Regions from separate parts of the Homo sapiens genome. Here region 2 is linked to region 1. Evidence: chromatin loops called from intact Hi-C (ENCODE). Cell type or tissue: chondrocyte. All regions are shown on one strand. Links, peaks and the distances in the headings refer to the core of each region. The heading gives the core; the rest is flanking DNA.

What was found. Peaks named below come from ENCODE experiments on the same cell type or tissue, not always from the same donor. Only the 100,000 strongest peaks of a DNase experiment are listed, where the experiment ranks them.
Region 2: it touches region 1 in a loop (3-fold over the local background); 3 of 110 quality-filtered maps call a loop at or near these places.

The regions. Positions count from the first base shown.
Region 1 is chrX:63,726,412-63,734,745 of GRCh38, reverse strand. The region is part of intron 1 of ARHGEF9 (Cdc42 guanine nucleotide exchange factor 9); the gene reads left to right. Among named protein-coding and RNA genes, the nearest start is that of ARHGEF9, 55 kb to the left of the region's middle. In chondrocyte, for the core only: a CTCF peak has its summit at 5,110 (motif pointing left); no DNase peak of the experiment used is centred there.
Region 2 is chrX:63,780,941-63,789,274 of GRCh38, reverse strand. ARHGEF9 (Cdc42 guanine nucleotide exchange factor 9) reads left to right here and starts at 4,061. Exons shown (of 10, transcript NM_001353921.2): 1 at 4,061-4,159. The coding sequence starts at 4,130. It overlaps MIR1468 (microRNA 1468), which reads left to right and starts at 3,188; the gene lies at 3,188-3,273. In chondrocyte, for the core only: no CTCF peak of the experiment used is centred there; DNase peaks (open chromatin) are centred at 4,074 and 4,174.

The DNA of each region.
Region 1 (8,334 bases), core at 167-8,166:
GAGGGTGGAACAGAGCAGAAGCAAATAGTCTCTCAAGGCAGGCTGGGAGAAATCCTCTCCGACAGGCCACCGTAATTCCTCAGCCTTTCTGGAATCTGACACAAGAAGGATAAGCCTAGAGTTGGAGTTCCAGAGATTCTGGTTTCTTTTGAGTGGCCCAGTGCAGTAAGAGGAAATTCCTGCAATATAAACTCTCTGGTCCCAGAAAGATTAAGACAGTTGGTTTCAGTGTGGCACGTGATTCAGAATCACTCTGGTTGCTTGTTATTAATAAATATGGTACGGTGGTTCTGAGCAGGGGTCTGTGGACCTCACATTAAGAAACAGTGTTGTAATGCGTCAGAAGTGCCAAAATATCCCAGAATAACTTGACAATTACTCCTGTTTCCAAGATATTTTGTAGATACAAGCTAATGTTTATCAGATTGGGAGCTGTTGTAGTATATAGGACCTTCTCTAGCCAACATCATCTAGGTTGGCCATTCAGAAACATGTCTTCTCTCTGATCTGTGCAATCCTTGGCCCATTTGGCTGCATTTTCTTTAAAGGGGATCATTCTCTAAACAAGACCAAGTTCTTAACATTGTGAACTTTGAGGCAGCAGCTGGGTCTCACTTCAGAAACTCCTGGGCCCATTTGGCTGAGCTACTGGCTTGGGTTTCTTACCATCTATTGCTAAGGTCCAGACAAGCAAGCAACAACCCTTTTCTCATCTGTTGGGTCACCATTAGAGCAGAGATCACCTTTTAACTTCCTTTGGAAGAAGTGCAGGAAGAAGCTGTTCTTTGTTATTAGCCTCAGTGAGAAAATATTCTGGATGGCATCATGCCCTAAGGGGCTTCTCTGGGTTTTCCAAGCTAAAATGTCCTAAAAGGTCCTGGAAAGTGTGAATCGGCTTATGACCACTGTTCATATTGGGCTCTAGATCAGGTGGTCTGTCTTGCTCAAGGCTGACCCCATCTAGGCCTACCTTTTGTGTCTGCCAGGTGTGGCTGAACAGTAGATCTTTCATTTTATTAAAGTGAAAACTGGATAGTATAATGGGATATTGAAGGAAACTGATGTGTAATGACTCACAAATCACACACCCAAATTAGGAAAAAGATGATTTTGTGTCATGAAAAAATATATGTACATACTTCCATTCAGCATATTTAGAGTCATTATCACTTGAGTGCATTAATTATTCTGCCAAGAAATGAAATTATTTACTTGTGGGCAATAGCAACACCCACATTGAAACTGGAAACAATCAAGTGCAAAATGTTAAAACCTGAGGAAAAGAAAAAGCAACTCTTGGGATGTTTTTGATATTCACAGTGGGATTTTTCTTACCTAGCATCTATCTCTGCCTCTTTCCCTGGTGATCACTGGGCACCAGTGCAGATCTTTAGCAAAAACTGGCCTGCCATAGAAGCCACCTAGCAATAAATCCTGGCAACAATGGACTGGCATATAGGGCAGCTGGGTACATATTATGTAAACAATTTCCTTGGCCCCATAAATTGTTCTGCCACCTGACAGAGATGCTTACTCTATTGCTGTGTTCTGCCTCAGAGTTTGCTTGCTTTTAGAACTCAAGTCAGAACTTTAAGTGGAGTATACACATTGTTCATTATGGATTAAGCTTATGTTTTAGACCTATCATTCAGAAGTATATACTCTGGTTATTTGAAGAATAACACTCTGGTCAGCAACTTGAATAGCTCTTCCAAATTTTTGTTTTCTGCTTATCCTAGGTAGATAAGGTTACTGAAAGAGGCAGAGAGAGAGAGAGGATGCAGCCTGGAGTCATCAGAGAAGGGATTACGGAGTAGGTCGGCCACAATCACACAGCTAGGAAGAAGCAGCCTGGCCCCAGTGTCGCTACGTGTAACCATTGGCTAAGGATATGGCCAAATCAGAGGCACAGAAGTAGGATTGATCATTATTTTATTGGAGGCAGTAGCAGGCCATCCAGTGAAATGTTGAGCAGGCAGTAGGAAATGTGGGACTGGAGGTGAGTGACAGCTGATGTCATGAGAAGGATGCAAGAGACTCATTTTGACAAGAGTGGTGGAAAGCCCCTGCCTTGTTAGAGGTAAAGGTTGGATCCAGAGATGAGGCTAGATTAAGGAGAGCTTTGAGATAGTGGGGAGTTACTGAAGCTTCTTGAGCTTGAGGAGTGATACTAGCAAAAATGCTTTAAGATTCGCATCATTAAGGCATAGCTTGAGGAAGGGACAGACCTGTAAGGGCCAAGGAAGCCGGTTGGGAGACAGTTTGAGCTGATGAGGACCAGGATAAGACAGTGGGAATGAAGAGAATGCGTTGTATCTGAGAGGGAGAGACATGAAGAAGAAAGAAATAGCAGGGCCAGAAGATTTTCCTTAAATGGGAAAAATTGAGAAGGAGGGAGAATGGGGGAATATGATGAATTTTGCATTTTATTGGAGGTGGTAGCAGGCCATCCAGTGAAATGTGGAGCAGGCAGTAGGAAATATGGGACTGGAGGTGAGCGAGAACTGATGTCATGAGAAGGATGATTCATCTGAAGAACTAAGTGGAGAGAACAAAAAGCAAAGGTCCCTATTGACTTTTGAATGCGGCAGTCAAGGGTTTAAGTGGGAAGCCCACTTCTCAATTTTCCCAGGTAGTCTGACTGTGTTGCCAGCAATGCTTGAGTGAGTTATCTTCAGGAAAAAGTTCTCATTTTTTTGAGCAGAAAGCAGTAAAAGCATCCTATCAAGCACAAAGAAGGGTGAGGAGAATTAAGCTGCAATAATGACATCCCCGTCCTTTGCAGAGTAAGTGTTAGCCTCAGTAGAATACCAGAGCTGGAAGGGACTTGAGAGGTCATCTGTATGGTTCCAGTCTGTCACTTGACATGTAAAAAAACTGAGACGGGCTGGGTGCGGTGGCTCACGCCTGTAGTCCCAGCACTTTGGGAGGCCAAGGCAGGCGGATCACCTGAGGTCAGGAGTTCAAGACCAGCCTGGCCAACATGGTGAAACCCTGTCTCTACGAAAAATACAAAAAATTAGCCAGGTGTGGTGGAAGATGCCTGTAATCCCAGCTGCTTTAGAGGCTGAGGCAGGAGAATCACTTGAACCCGGGAGGTGGAGGTTGCAGTGAACCGAGATTGCACCACTGCGCTCCAGCCTGGGCAACAGAGCAAGACTCTATCTAAAAAAAAAAAAAAAAAAAAAAAAAACTGAGACAGGGAAAGGGACCTGTCCAAGATCATTTGGTGAGTTACTGGCAGATTTTCTTCCAATAGCCAATCTGAGTCTTTACTGTACACCATGGTACCTCATAGCTATTGTTGGGGCAGCCTGGTTCACACCTTCCCAAAAATAGGGAGGATGATTATCCTTCAACACTTTGGGCAAGATAGCCAGAGCGTTTTCAAGGCTGTATTAAAAGGAATCTAGCTTTTTCAGGAGAGAGCATAAAATCTCAGCTTGTTTTAGATATGCTTAAGGGAGCAAGGGAAAATAATTTGCTCTTGCCCAAGTTTAGCTGTTCAGGAGAAGGGGGCCTTCTGAGAGGATACGGGCAGACACCAACCTGAGAAAACCTCATAGGCAAACCCCTGTCATGTCCCTCCTTTTCCTCCTACGGAGCTTCTTGGAAGGCAGGTCCAGCTCATCTACCTTCATGGCAATTGGCATATTTGCTATTCCATACATGTGAGGTTCACATTTTTTAACCCATTCTCCCTTCTGCTGCTTCTTATTAAAACACTAATATTTCTGACAGCCACCAAGGCTAATTAAATGTCTATTTTGGGGGTGGTGCTGTTGAACTAGAGGGGAAGAACAAGAAGTTGTAGATAAGTGGCATGGCTCTAAAAGACTGGGTGACAGCCATAATCCCAAGTTTTTTCCTGTGTTAACACAGCCTGACATTGGGCATGCTGCTTACATGACCCCAAATACCCTTTTGCAGACATTTACCAACAACTGAGGAAGGCCTTGTAGATAGGAAGGGAGTGCTGGAGGCAGGGAGCACAACATATGGTGTGGCATGGGGAAATCTGTGAAGAATGAGGCATCAGAAGAGGCAAGGGTAGGGCCTACACTAGGACAGTCCATTAGGGCAGTGGTTCTCCAGATGTGATTCCCAGACCAGCAGCATCAGTATCACCTGGGGATCTATTTGAAATGCAGGTTCTCAAGCTGCACTTCAGACCTACCTAATCAATACTCAAGGCCTATGTGGCCCAGCAACCTGTGTTTTAACAAGACCTCTGAGGAACTGAGAATCACTGCTGTAGGTCATTCACAGGGTGAGCTGGTCCCCCTCCCTGCCATTTGACTGGTTCCATGGGGGACTGGCAAATAGCAAAGCTGTAGAGTAAGGCCAACTGGAGATTTAAATCTGCTCCACCACCTACTAACTGGGTAACTGTGGGTTACTTGTTTTATCTCACAAGTCATCTTCAGTAAAAATGGAGATGTTAATGCTTACATTGGAGAATTATAGAGGTTGAAATCACAAAAGAAAGCCCTTTATCCAGTTTGCAGCATATGTTTTCTACAAGTATAAGCTTCTCTTGCTTCGTCCTTCCCTTTATAACTCTTTTACTTTCCTTCTGTCTTTCCCATTTCTTCTTCTGTTCCCACTGAAAGGGTCCACTGGCCACCCCAAGCTCACTGCAAACACACATGCCTTTTTTGGTCACAGAGACCAGCCTTAGATCTCAGACTCCCAGTGCCTCCAGGGTATAGCAATCATATTTCTAGGTTAAAAATCAAGGCACATGACAGCTGATAAACAGATATATCTACTTTGGGGAGCAATTAGATAGAATATTTGATATTAGGATTGTCTTCGGAAATCTGGATACAAAGAAATAATATCCTATTCTGTCTTTAAGCATAATGCAGGACTCTTAACCCTCCCCATCCTCTTATTCATGTCCAAAAGTTTTGTTGATGTGGGAGTGGGAAACACTATGTGTCCCACTCACTTGTAAGTCTGAGCAAGAGCTTCCCTATATTTAGTGCTTCCTCTGAAATGTCCTGGGGATTGGGAATTATTTTGTTAGAAGCCACAGTAGTGCTGTCCTAAGGCTCAGAGCTCTTTGAGTACCTTGCTAGAATGATGCTGCTCCATCTTCTGGCTTTATGATAGGCTTGCAAGATGAAGGATGGTAACAGTTGGATTTTGGCAGGGAGGGAATATAAACCAGTTTGGGAATAGAGAATATAATCTCTGCTATAGCTACTCCCAAATGGCCTTTTCTTGGTTTTCTTTTTTATAGCTCTGTACCATTTGATAATGTTGATGAGCTCTTGCTGCTTGAAACTCTTGTCTTTGACTTTTGAGAGATCATGCTCCTTTGTATCCTAATGATGTGCTAACAGCTTCTTTTAGTTTTATTTATGTAGCTCTTTTTCTGTTCCTTACCTCACATTCCATCTTTAAGCATAAATCTTGATTTCCCAAGGCTTCTGGCCTTAGCACTTTTTTCCAGGGCAAACTCTGATTTTCACAATTTCTTCTGGGCCATTGATTCCCAACCCTGTATATATACCCTAATCTCTCTTGAGCTTCCCACCCACCTGCATGTCCTGCTGGCCCCCCATATTTAACACCTTAAAGAGAAAATTTGTCATCACTTCTTTTGCAAAGCCAAGCCAATATTTCCTCCTAATTTGTCCTATGCTTTAATTGACGTTTGCACCCAAAAATTAACTTTGACCTTTTTCTTTTCCTCAGACTAGATTCAAGGTCCTTCAAACATGACTTCACTCACCTTTTTAGCCATCACTCCCTCCACTCCCCTTTCCCAACCCTAACCTCTCCAAACTCCACTACTTGTTCACCATCACATTTCCCAGTCTTCTTCTCTGAGACTTGGCTTAATCTCATTTCTCTGCTTCAAATGCCCCTCCCTTTCCTCCTGTATCTGGTACCATCCTACCCATCCTTTAAGGGCTATCTTCATTGCCACACAAAACCTTTCTATAGCCCAATACCCATGTGTAATCAACCTCCTTTCTCTGAAGTCTTGTACTAGGCCAGCACATGCCAGGCACTGTATATCCACCATCTGAGTTCACCCTCTCTATAACCCTGCCTGTGAGGCAAACATTATTACCCCCATTTTGCAGATGAAAAAACTGAGACCCAAGGTTGTATAGTTAGAAACTCTTTGGCTTTTGTGAAATTATACTCCTAGATGTCATAATTACATGCTGACAATTACATTTAAGTTTGTGTTTCTGACTCCTCTTCTATTCCTCACCTCCTATTGTCATTGCTACTTTCTAAAGTAGTAAAGCCCAGAATCGAAGGTAGGTATGCGTGCCCATAAAACCACCTTTGCGTCCTGCTGGAAAGATATGCATTGTTGGTACCTGGAAACCCTTTGTTCTTCAGGTAAGGACTGCAGCTGAGTCACAGTGAGCAGATCCCTGCACACAGTAGGAGCTCAATGAATGAATGTTGGATGGAAGATGGATGAGCAGAGCAAAGTGCATTTTAACAAAAATTGTAGCAAGTTAAAAGTTAATTCTGTACACAAATGGAAGATTTGGAACCAATTTCCAGGTTAAGTTTAGTTTACATTTTCAAAACAACTCAGAAGATGAGGGAGGAACATCCCTTTGCTCCGGCTTGTGTTTGTGAGGAGAGAACACAGAAGCCCCACACAGCTGTTAACGCCTTCTGGATTAGCGTTCCTCTCACCTCCATGCACATACCTGTCAGCTCTCAGTTCAGTGTTTTATACCCTACAAAGCAGATGGTAGAGTAGAATTATCCCCATTTTATAGGTGAAGAAACTGGGACCCAGAGGCAGAATAGTTTATAAGTTAAGAGCAGAGTCTCTAGAGCCAGACTGTGCCTCTACTGGAATAATGGCTTCAGTAGTTATTGGCTGTGTGAACTGCAAATTATTTAACTTCTTTGAGCTTCAGCTACCTCATCTGTAAGATATGAATAGTAATAGTTTTTCCTTAAAGGGCTGCTGTGAGGCTTGAATGAATTAATGTATATAACGTGTTTAGAATAGTGCCTGACATAATAGCGCTCTTTATTAGCTAACATCATCATAATTATCATTACACCTTTAGCTAGTAGTATAACAAGGTCTTAAATTCAGATTATTTTTTCTACCTGTATTCCCTCTCTGTGGTGTTATGTTAGAAAAAACACTAGTCCAGAAGGCTGACCATTTGATGACTGTAGGCAAGTTACTTTTGTTAAACCTCATCTATAAAATGAGGGCATGAAGGTGATGATCTTTAAAATTCTGTCCAATTCTGACAGTCATTGATTCTAAGTAGGCCCTGACAACAGGCTTGCAAGTTGGTTAGTTGTTTTTGTGACCACTAGGTCCTAGATTGGCTTTGTCCAGGGTATAGCTGAGCCTTGTGACCTGAGGGCCCAGGTATATCAGCTGGACTAAATGGGGGACAAAAGTCAGCGATCTGCTTCTGGGAAAAGCCAGGCATGGAGTTCCTGAAAAGAAGACTGCAAAGTAAAAAAGTATAGACAGTGGAATCAGCCAGATCTGGGCCTGGGAGACCTCAAAGAGCACCACAGATAGTGTCCTGAGCAGAAGGTTGGTAATTGATACTGAGATACTCTTTGACCCTTGATAAAAAGCTATGGATATAGCTTTAAACTACAGGTCTTAATGGTGCTCTGGGTTGGGGCTGTATGTGCTTACTGAGTTCTAACAATGCCCACTTGGGACCCATCTTTTCCAGGAGAGGGGAGACTTCTCTATAAAAATTTACTTTAGTAAGCCAGTGACCAGCTTTTCTTTTTCTTCACTGAGGCCAAAACAAGGAGAAATTGACTTTTAGTACAATTGGAAGAAAGCAAGTTCAACATAAAAATGAATGTCCTCAGCATCAGGGGCACCTATGATTAAAGGTGGCTGTGTACATCTCCTGTAGGGTTCTTTAAGAATAGGAGCCAACTGGCTTATGATATCATAGATGGAGTTCAGTATAGATAATGAGTAGACATTGGTAGTACAGTTTGATAATTGTAAGAGCACACAAAGTTAGAAGACCCAGCTTCATAATGTATTACTTGTGTTATTGGCTGAAGGACTAGGTCACCTTTCTGAGCCTCAGTTTCCTCATCTTTAAAATATAGGTAAATGGCCAGGTGCAGTTGCTCACACCTGTAATCCTAGCACTTTGGGAGGCTGAGGTGGGCAGATCACTTGAGGTCAGGAGTTTGAGACCACCCTGGCCAACATGGAAAAACCCCCATCTCTACTAAAAATACAAAAATTAGCTGGGCATGGTGGCGTGCGCCTGTAGTCCCAGCTACTTGGGAGGCCGAGACACCAGAATCGCTTGAACCCAGGAGGTGGAGGTTGCAGTG
Region 2 (8,334 bases), core at 151-8,150, 55 kb before region 1:
TCTTACATGGCTGGCTCGCCTTAAGCCTTTAGGCCTTAATTTGAATACCTTCTCCTTGGAGAAGCCTTCCTTATCTAAACTCCCTTTCCTCCCCCAGAGTTACTCTATCCCTTCACTTTCTTTCTTTTATAGCACTTATCACCATCTGTATTAGCACATTTGCTTACCAGATTTAGTTGTTTATTGAATAGAAATGAGGGCATGAACTCTGTCCATCTTGTTCACTGCTATGGCATCAGTGCTTAACATACTATACCTGGCACATTGTAGGCACACATATTTATTGATTTTATGAATAAATAAAAATAGGTAGTAATGTATGTACGAAATATTGCTTTGTAAAGATAAGAGTTTATAATATACACGTTAGTCTTGGGCCTCCAATATTTGGAATTATAGTAGTTGTGTCCTTTCAGTATTTACCCGTTTTCACTACTGCACTCCACTCACTGGAGAATCAAGGGTTTGAGTTTTTATCCCAGCTCAGCCACTAACTTACTTTGTGACTTTGGGAGCTCCTTCCATTCCCTGGGGCTATATCTTCTCATCAGTAAAATGAGACTGTTGGAGGAAATAATCTTTACAATTATTAAGGCCAACTCTGATATCTATGGATCAGTGATTCTTTAACACTCTTAGGTACACAATTAGTGTGTTCATTGTATGACTGGAGAACCTGAGTCACAGATAAGCTGGGACATGACTGTCTTTCTCTTCATTTTGCTCATGGCCCTCTACTAGAGTGGAGAGCTGGTGCCTGGCTAGGTACCAAAGAGGCTTCTGGGAGATCACAGGACTTCAAGAGAGTGAACACAGAGATTATGGAAACCCCTTTTCCAGATTTCTATTGTCCTGTCCTGAATTCTTACTGGCTTCCAGGCCCTGTGCTAAGTACTTTCCTTGGACAAATTTATCAAATCTTTGTAACTATCTTGTCAGCCCTATTCACAGATAAAGAAACTGTCAGGGCATAGAACATTGAATAATCTGCCCAAGTAAGTGGCAAAGCCAATAACTGAATACAATCCAAGTTGTTCTGACTTCAGAGATTATGCCCTACCAACTACATTATGTCTCCTCTAACTACTCATATGGTTCTAGGCAAATAGGTGCTCAAGACATAATGACTGGATTCAACAGCATCTATTTACACCTCTGGGATCAACACGTTTTTTGCAGGAGTCTCTAGGCACCTGTTTTTTGCAGGAGTCCCTAGGCTTTATATTAACACTGGCCTGTTTGCATCCAGATCCATTCTCCACTCTTCTCCTGAAAATTACATTTGTTAGATTTCCTTGCTTTCTCACTTCTTTTGTCCAATGGGAGACATGTACAGGAGATTGGTGGCTAGGAGGAAGGGAGAACCCAGGGTATTTCTCCCACCACCTGTATCAGAGAGGTGTTTTCTGGTGGTAGCTGTATTCCTCCATGGCTCCAGCTCCTCTTGAACAACTCTTCCATTCATGGCACCTGCTTCCAATAGGCTGTCCAACCCATGATTTTAGCTTCTGCATGGCTTCATCTGTTATCCGTCCATCCCTACGAGTGGTAGCAGCTTTCTGTGTTTGTTAAATGCTAGGTTGCTGCATCCTCATCCTCTGTCTGGCTTGTTAGCTCTGTAAGTGTCATGCATTAAATGCTCGCAGTTTAAAAGACCTAGGGTGGTTTTTATTTTCCTGATTGGACCATGACCGGCACAGATACTTTCCACAATTCCAGGGCTACTCACATCACATAAATTGGTTTATATCCTTCAGAGCACATATTACAATCTCTAAATATTTTTGTTTGTTTACTTATTTATTGTCTATCTCTCTTCTGTAAGTAGATTGTAAGGTCCATGAGGAACTTTGTCTTGTATCCTGAGCATCTGTCACAATGCCTGGCACACAGGGGCTAAATGATAATGTTGAATGAATGCATCCATCAAAAAATTCCAAGTTTTTATTGGGTATTTACTATGTGCCAGTCACTGTTGTAGAAGATGCAGAAATTAGTAATTCATTGCCACTGCTTCAAAAACACATAATGCCATTTAAGTGAAAGGGGACAGTAAAATGTTCATATGACCATTGTGTTAGTTCGCTAGGGCTGTGCCATAACAAAATACCACAGACTCTGTGGCTTAAACAACAGAAATTGAGTTTCTTATAATCCTGGAGGCCAGAAGTCTGAGAACAAGGTATCAGTGGGGTTGGGTCTTCTGAGGCCTCTCTCCTTGGCTTGCTGTTTAGATGACTGTCTTCTCCGAGTCATCAGATTCTGAGGTACTGGAAGGACTTCAACATATAAATTTTGGGGGAAAACAATTCAGCCCGTAACATCCAGGAAATAAAAAGATCATTTTTAATCGAGACAGTGAAATCGTAGTGCTATAGGAATCAAATGAAAGATGACAAAATCAGGGCCTGGAGGTATTCCTGGAAAGCTTTCTAAAGGTGGTGTGCCTGGTGCCAGATCTTGAACAGTCATGACAGTTTGAATGGGCTGGTTGGCAGGGGAGGTGCATCCAAGATACTGAGCATGAAAGAAGGCCCAGAGATGGGAAAGTGAGAGAACATTGTGGAATCACTGATGCCTGGGTTACCAGACTTGGGAGGGAAGTTGAAAGGTCATCCAGGGCAACCTCCCATTTGATTCAGGAATCCCTTGCCAAAGGGTCATTCAGCTTCTGCTTGTACACCTCCCATGATGGGGTGCTCATTAAGGTACTGCTTCTATCTTTGCCCAGCTCTGCATGGACAAAACAACAGGTTGGATGAAGTGCAGAAGTTGTGCTAAAAAGAAGAGGACAAATAAAGTACGTGTAACAGGCCAGTGATGTCTTCATGTCAATTATCTCCAGGAACTTCTTTCTAATATCATACTGTAACTCCTTTTACTTTGGTTGCAACCTCTGTTTTTGCAATTCTGTCTTTGCCTGACCTGCTCTTCTAGTCAGGAGCCTTGGATTCTTGTCTTGTTTGGCTGTGCTACTTTAAGCAGAAGTCTTTCAATCTCTGGGCTTCAGTGTTCAAGTCTGTAATGGTGGGCAATTAAGAATCCTTGTTGTGTCCATCTCATAGAGTTACTGTGAGGATTATAAGGGATAATAACAGATGTTAGTGTGACTGACAAAGTCAATTTTTAGCCTAAGCAAAGGTACCAGCCTGTGTTGTGTTCCCCAGAGTTGGGGGAATCATAAAGAGGTGGGTGGTTTCTCCGTTTGCCTGTTTCGCTGATGTGCATTCAACTCATTCTCAGCAAAATAAGCAAATGGAAAATTCGTCCATCAACAAGCTACCTTTCATGTTCCTAAGGGCATGAAGGAGAAGCCTGGAGTGGTGTGTGTGAGATAGAAAGGGAGAGATAGCCGAAAGAGGCTTGGAAAGCCGCAGAGGGTAAAGTCGAGGATTTATCTTTTTTTTTTCTTTAATGTGACCTTATGCCCCTTCCCTCTTCCAAACCTCCATTTATTTATCTATAACTTGGAGATACTAATGGCTGCCTCTACAGGGTTGTTCTGAGAAGTGAAAGTAATGCAGATGAAAGCTCTCAGATAGTACACAAAGAGAGAAGACCCTAGGGGAGTATGCAGAGGGAGGGTGGGGGAGGGAGGCATGAGAGTGCTGGCTTGGCTCCACTGGGGCAGGATCTTATTATTCTGGAGATTGGCACAACACCTCTGGTAACTTTGGAAAGGACTTTCCGCTGACTCGACACAATTGGGAAGCCCCACAATAAACAGCATCTAACTCCAGCGCAGCGGGAGGCAGGCAGAGGTAGCAGCTGCCTTCTCCTGGGCGGGCGGAGGCTATTCGCCCCCATCCTCTCCCTGCACCCCACCCCCACAGTTCTCAAGCCTTGGTGGGGGACAAAAGCAGCCCATTAGGACCCCCCCACACTCGCACCTCTCCCTGCCAAGACCTCTAGGAGCAGCAGGGCGGAGAGACAGAGCCTGCCGGTTGGCATGGAACAAACTGACTGAAGGCGAGGTCCGGGGCGGAGGGGATTGGGTTGTAGGGCTGTGGAGGAGGGGCGGCGGAGGGGGCGCTGGGGCTCTCGCTTGCTTCAGCCCAGCCCTTCTAGTCAGCCCGCGACAACTCGCGCCAGCTACGGGGCCTCAGAGAAGCCGGACTTCGCAAGCACCATGCAGTGGATAAGGGGCGGATCGGGAATGGTGAGTGCATGTAACCTTGGCTTCCCTTGCTTGAGCCTCTCAGTCCCCCAGCCCCACCTCCAGTTCCTCCAACGAGCCACAAGGCAGTGAGCACCCTGGCCTCTGCCCACCGCCCTAGCCGCCGTCCTTGAGACACCAGTGAGCTTGCTGTGGCCATTTTAGGAGTCCCTGCTAGCCTGCCTGCCCAGGAAACCCCCCTACCATCCCCCTCCACTTTTCTATCTCCCTCTGAGATTAAGGTGGAATAGGGGTGGGGGCCAGATTATGTGCCCAGGAACATCCCAGGGGTCACTTGGGAGGCCAGAGAGGGAAGGGGGATGGCAGAGGGCTTCTCTGGAAGCAGTGAAGCTCGCAGGAGGCTGACAAGCTGGCACGGGGTTGTGGGGGGAGGGGACGGTCACAAAGCCTGGAATTGTGGAGGGGGCCTTATGGGAGAGCTGCATGACTCCCCCCTGCCCCCAACTAGATTTTCTGCAACTCCTTTCCCTGGTCAGCCCCAGAGCATGAGGGCCAGAGAGCCACTCTCTCTCTCTCAGGAAGCTGCCTGAGGGAGCCCTAAAGCCCTTCCTTGTCCGGGCTGGGGTCACCCTGTCCACACTTGGGGCTTTGTCAAGGAGAGACAGCTGCAGAAACCCACATTCTGGAAATGGGCTTGGGCCACAGTCAGTTAACAGAGCTCTTCTCTCCCTCCCAAGGAGTGTGTGCTTGTGTGTGTGTTTAGTATAATCCTCCAACAGTTCATTTTATGCCATGGTGTTCCCTTCTCCACCTGGAGACCTTGGAATGACTTCCTTTTGCAGAGAGGAAGTGGTGGCTGCATTTTGATGCCTCTCTGACTTAGCCAGGAGCAGCTTAAGCCTGGTTAGGGCCTCTGGGGAGTGGGAGGCCCCCATGACTTTGTCCTCAGCTGGGAGGCATAAGCAAAAGGGCCTTAGAAGGCAGTTAGGTTGGGTCAGCAGGCACTGATGGCAATAGCCCACACTTCTACGCTGCCACCCATAACCCGCAGATGAAGGAAAGTAGCCTGAAGTGGTTGGGCAAAAACTGATATTTAACTCCATTTTTGCTTTCATTGTGGAGGGGAAGAGGGAATCTGGTGTGGGCTAGGACTATATTCAGAGGGGCTGTCCTCTTCCCTTCCTCAGAGTTTTGTTAGATCTCTGTTTCAGTGGTTCTTAAGGGCATCCGGTTCATATGCCTATGTGCTGGGGCTTCAAAAGACCCTTCTTCCCAGACCTCCCTACTTCCCTGAGGTCCCATTAAAGCTGCATCAAATGTTTGTAGAACCAGAAAAGATTAGAGCAGGTAAAGACCTTAGAGTCCTTGCTGTCCAGCCAGGAAAGCTGGGATCCAGAGAGTGGGAGAGACTTGCCCAGGACCACAAACTCCTTGGAGGCAAAGCTGAGTCTAGCACTTGAGTCTCCTGACTGCCACAGTCCTTCCCCACTGCTCCACCAATCATTTGCTCAAATGGTGCTGAGAGGGGAAGAAAGGAACATAGTCATGATCTTGGGAAAGGACTTTCTTCAGGATGATCTAGTGCCATTAAATTTACCTGAAAGCCGGGCGCGGCCGCCCACGCCTGTAATCCCAGCACTTTGGGAGGCCGAGGCGGGTGGATCATCTGAGGTCGGGAGCTCAAGAACAGCCTGACCAACGTGGAGAAACCCCGTCTCTACTAAAAAGACAAAATTAGCTGGACGTAGTGGCACATGCCTGAGGCTGAGGCAGGAGAATCACTCGAACCCAGGAGGGGGAGGTTGCGGTGAGCCGAGATTGTGCCGTTGCAGTCCAGCCTGAGCAACAAGAGCGAAACTCCATCTCAAAAAAAAAAAAAAAAAATTACCCGAAAAAAATCCATGCCAGTCCTGGCATTTCTGGCAACTGGGAACTGGGTCAGGGTGAGACTTACTTCCTCTCCCAAATATATTGAAGTATAGGGGCCCAGAGCCACTCATTGACAACAGGTTAAATTAATGAAGAAATTTGAAGTTTTGCCAACAGTGTATGAGAGAGAAAAGGGTGGCAGACATCTTGTGGAGACTGTGTAATTAAGGATTGGTTGATGGGGAAAAATCTCATAATATTCTTAGAGGACTGAGACAATGAATATTATATGATGAAAGCATTTATTTAGCTGTTTACCAGAATTCAAGAGATGGGAGTAGTAAACTCTATTCTTGCCTGAGAGGCAGGGAACCTCTAAGTTTTGGCCTTGCCACTAACAGAAATCCTTTGGGCCTCAGATTTCTTACCTATTAAATGCGGATGTTAATAAGCACCAAAATTCCTTCTAGGCCTTAGATTCTCAGATTCCTAGAAGTATGTGTTGGATAAAATTTAACTAGTGGCTCATTACGAACAAATAGGGATTGTGTATCTAGCCACCATTTTATAACGTGGCTAGCTGAAAGATCTTTGCTCCTTGTTCTTTCGTTTGCAAGGTGCCCGAAGTACAAACTGAGCTTTTTATAACAGTGAGATTTCTTTTTAGTACATTTGACTGTAGTAACTTATTTCAAGTGTTACATGTAAATCGTGGGCCTTGAACATAAAACATTGTTCAAGATTTTACAGAATAAAATCTGTCTCATAGATACAGGATGCTAAACTGTGAGTTCACACTGGACGGTAAATTGTTATTTATTCTTGGCTTCTTTCTGCAATGCCAGTTTGTGCTGGGTTAGCCAGTATGCCTAAATTGGAAAGAACACTGTTCTCAGAGTAACAAATCAGAGGTTTAGGACCCGGCTTTTATGTTTCTCAGTCCTGAAACTATTACCAATTGTCGAACCTACTTTATTCTCAGTATTCTCTTACATAAAATGGGGATAAAGTGCCTTTTTATAGGTACTATCGGGTCATTAATTTATTCAACACAAATGTAGGGGATCTGCTATGAAATGACACTGATCTAAGTTCAGGGGAGATCACAATGAAAAAAAATTCCTCACTTTCATGGAGCTTATATTCTAGGGGTTGTGAAGTTCATTAAACCATAACAGAAATGAATATACACTATGTCAGGAGGTGGTAATCACTAGGAAAAAAAATAAAACCTGTTAAGAGCATAGAGACACATGGGAAGTTGGATGGTATATTAGATCCATCAAAGCCTCACTAGTTAAGGGGCATTTGAGCAAAGATGTGAAGGAAGTGCAGGAACAAGCTCTGTGTATATGTTTAGGAGAAGAGGATTTTAGGCATAAAGAACATCCAGAAAGAACACAACTGGTTTGTTTAAAGAACAGCAAGGAGGCCAATGTCCTTGGGATAAAGAATTAGTACATGGAAGAAGGATAGATGAAATCAGAGAGAAAACAGCCACTTTTATAGGGCATTATTCTGAGTGAGATTGGGAGCCATTGAAAGGTTTTGAACAGATGAGGGACATGATCTGACTTAAATTTTAACAGGAGGCTAAATTGTAGTGGGACAAGGACGAGAACTGTGAGGAGGCCCAGGTTAGACGTGATGGTTGCTTGGATCAGGGTGATAATGGTGGAGATGATCTATATGAAATGACTGACATCATTGTTTATAGATGATACGTGTCTTTCTCCTTTCTGATCACCTGCTCGGACCCTCAGATCGCTAAGAGTGGGGCTAGAAAGAACATAGAGTGGGTCTATACATGGAGGGGCATTTCATATCTAAGTCAATGTTCGAGTGATCTGCTTTTGGACTTCTGACCATGGTAGGGCTAATTGAGACTTGGTTCTATGTGGATTACCAATAAATTAATACCCTGCTTTCTGGAATTCTGGAGAAGAAGATTAAGTGTATTATTAGCACTTCAGTGTTGTGGTACACCTACTGTTTATCTGTAATATCTAGAATGGATCATTTTTAATAGTCTTATATATGAAAAAATTATTTTCAGTAATAATCAGTACTATTTATTATTTTCTTGATTTATTCTTTTATTTTCAATTACCGAGGAAAACAATACATTTTAATGGTAAAGATATTCAAATTCAAAATTTAACTCATGTATAAACTACAATGTGCACTCACTAAATAGAAGTATTACACCTTTCAATTTTCATTGTTTCACTGTTTTAGATTTTAAGCACACATAAAACTACAATTGGTCACACAGAATGACAGAATTGAAGTGACCCACATTCTGTTTTTTTTGTCTTTATAATCACTATGTTATTATTGTTTACTTT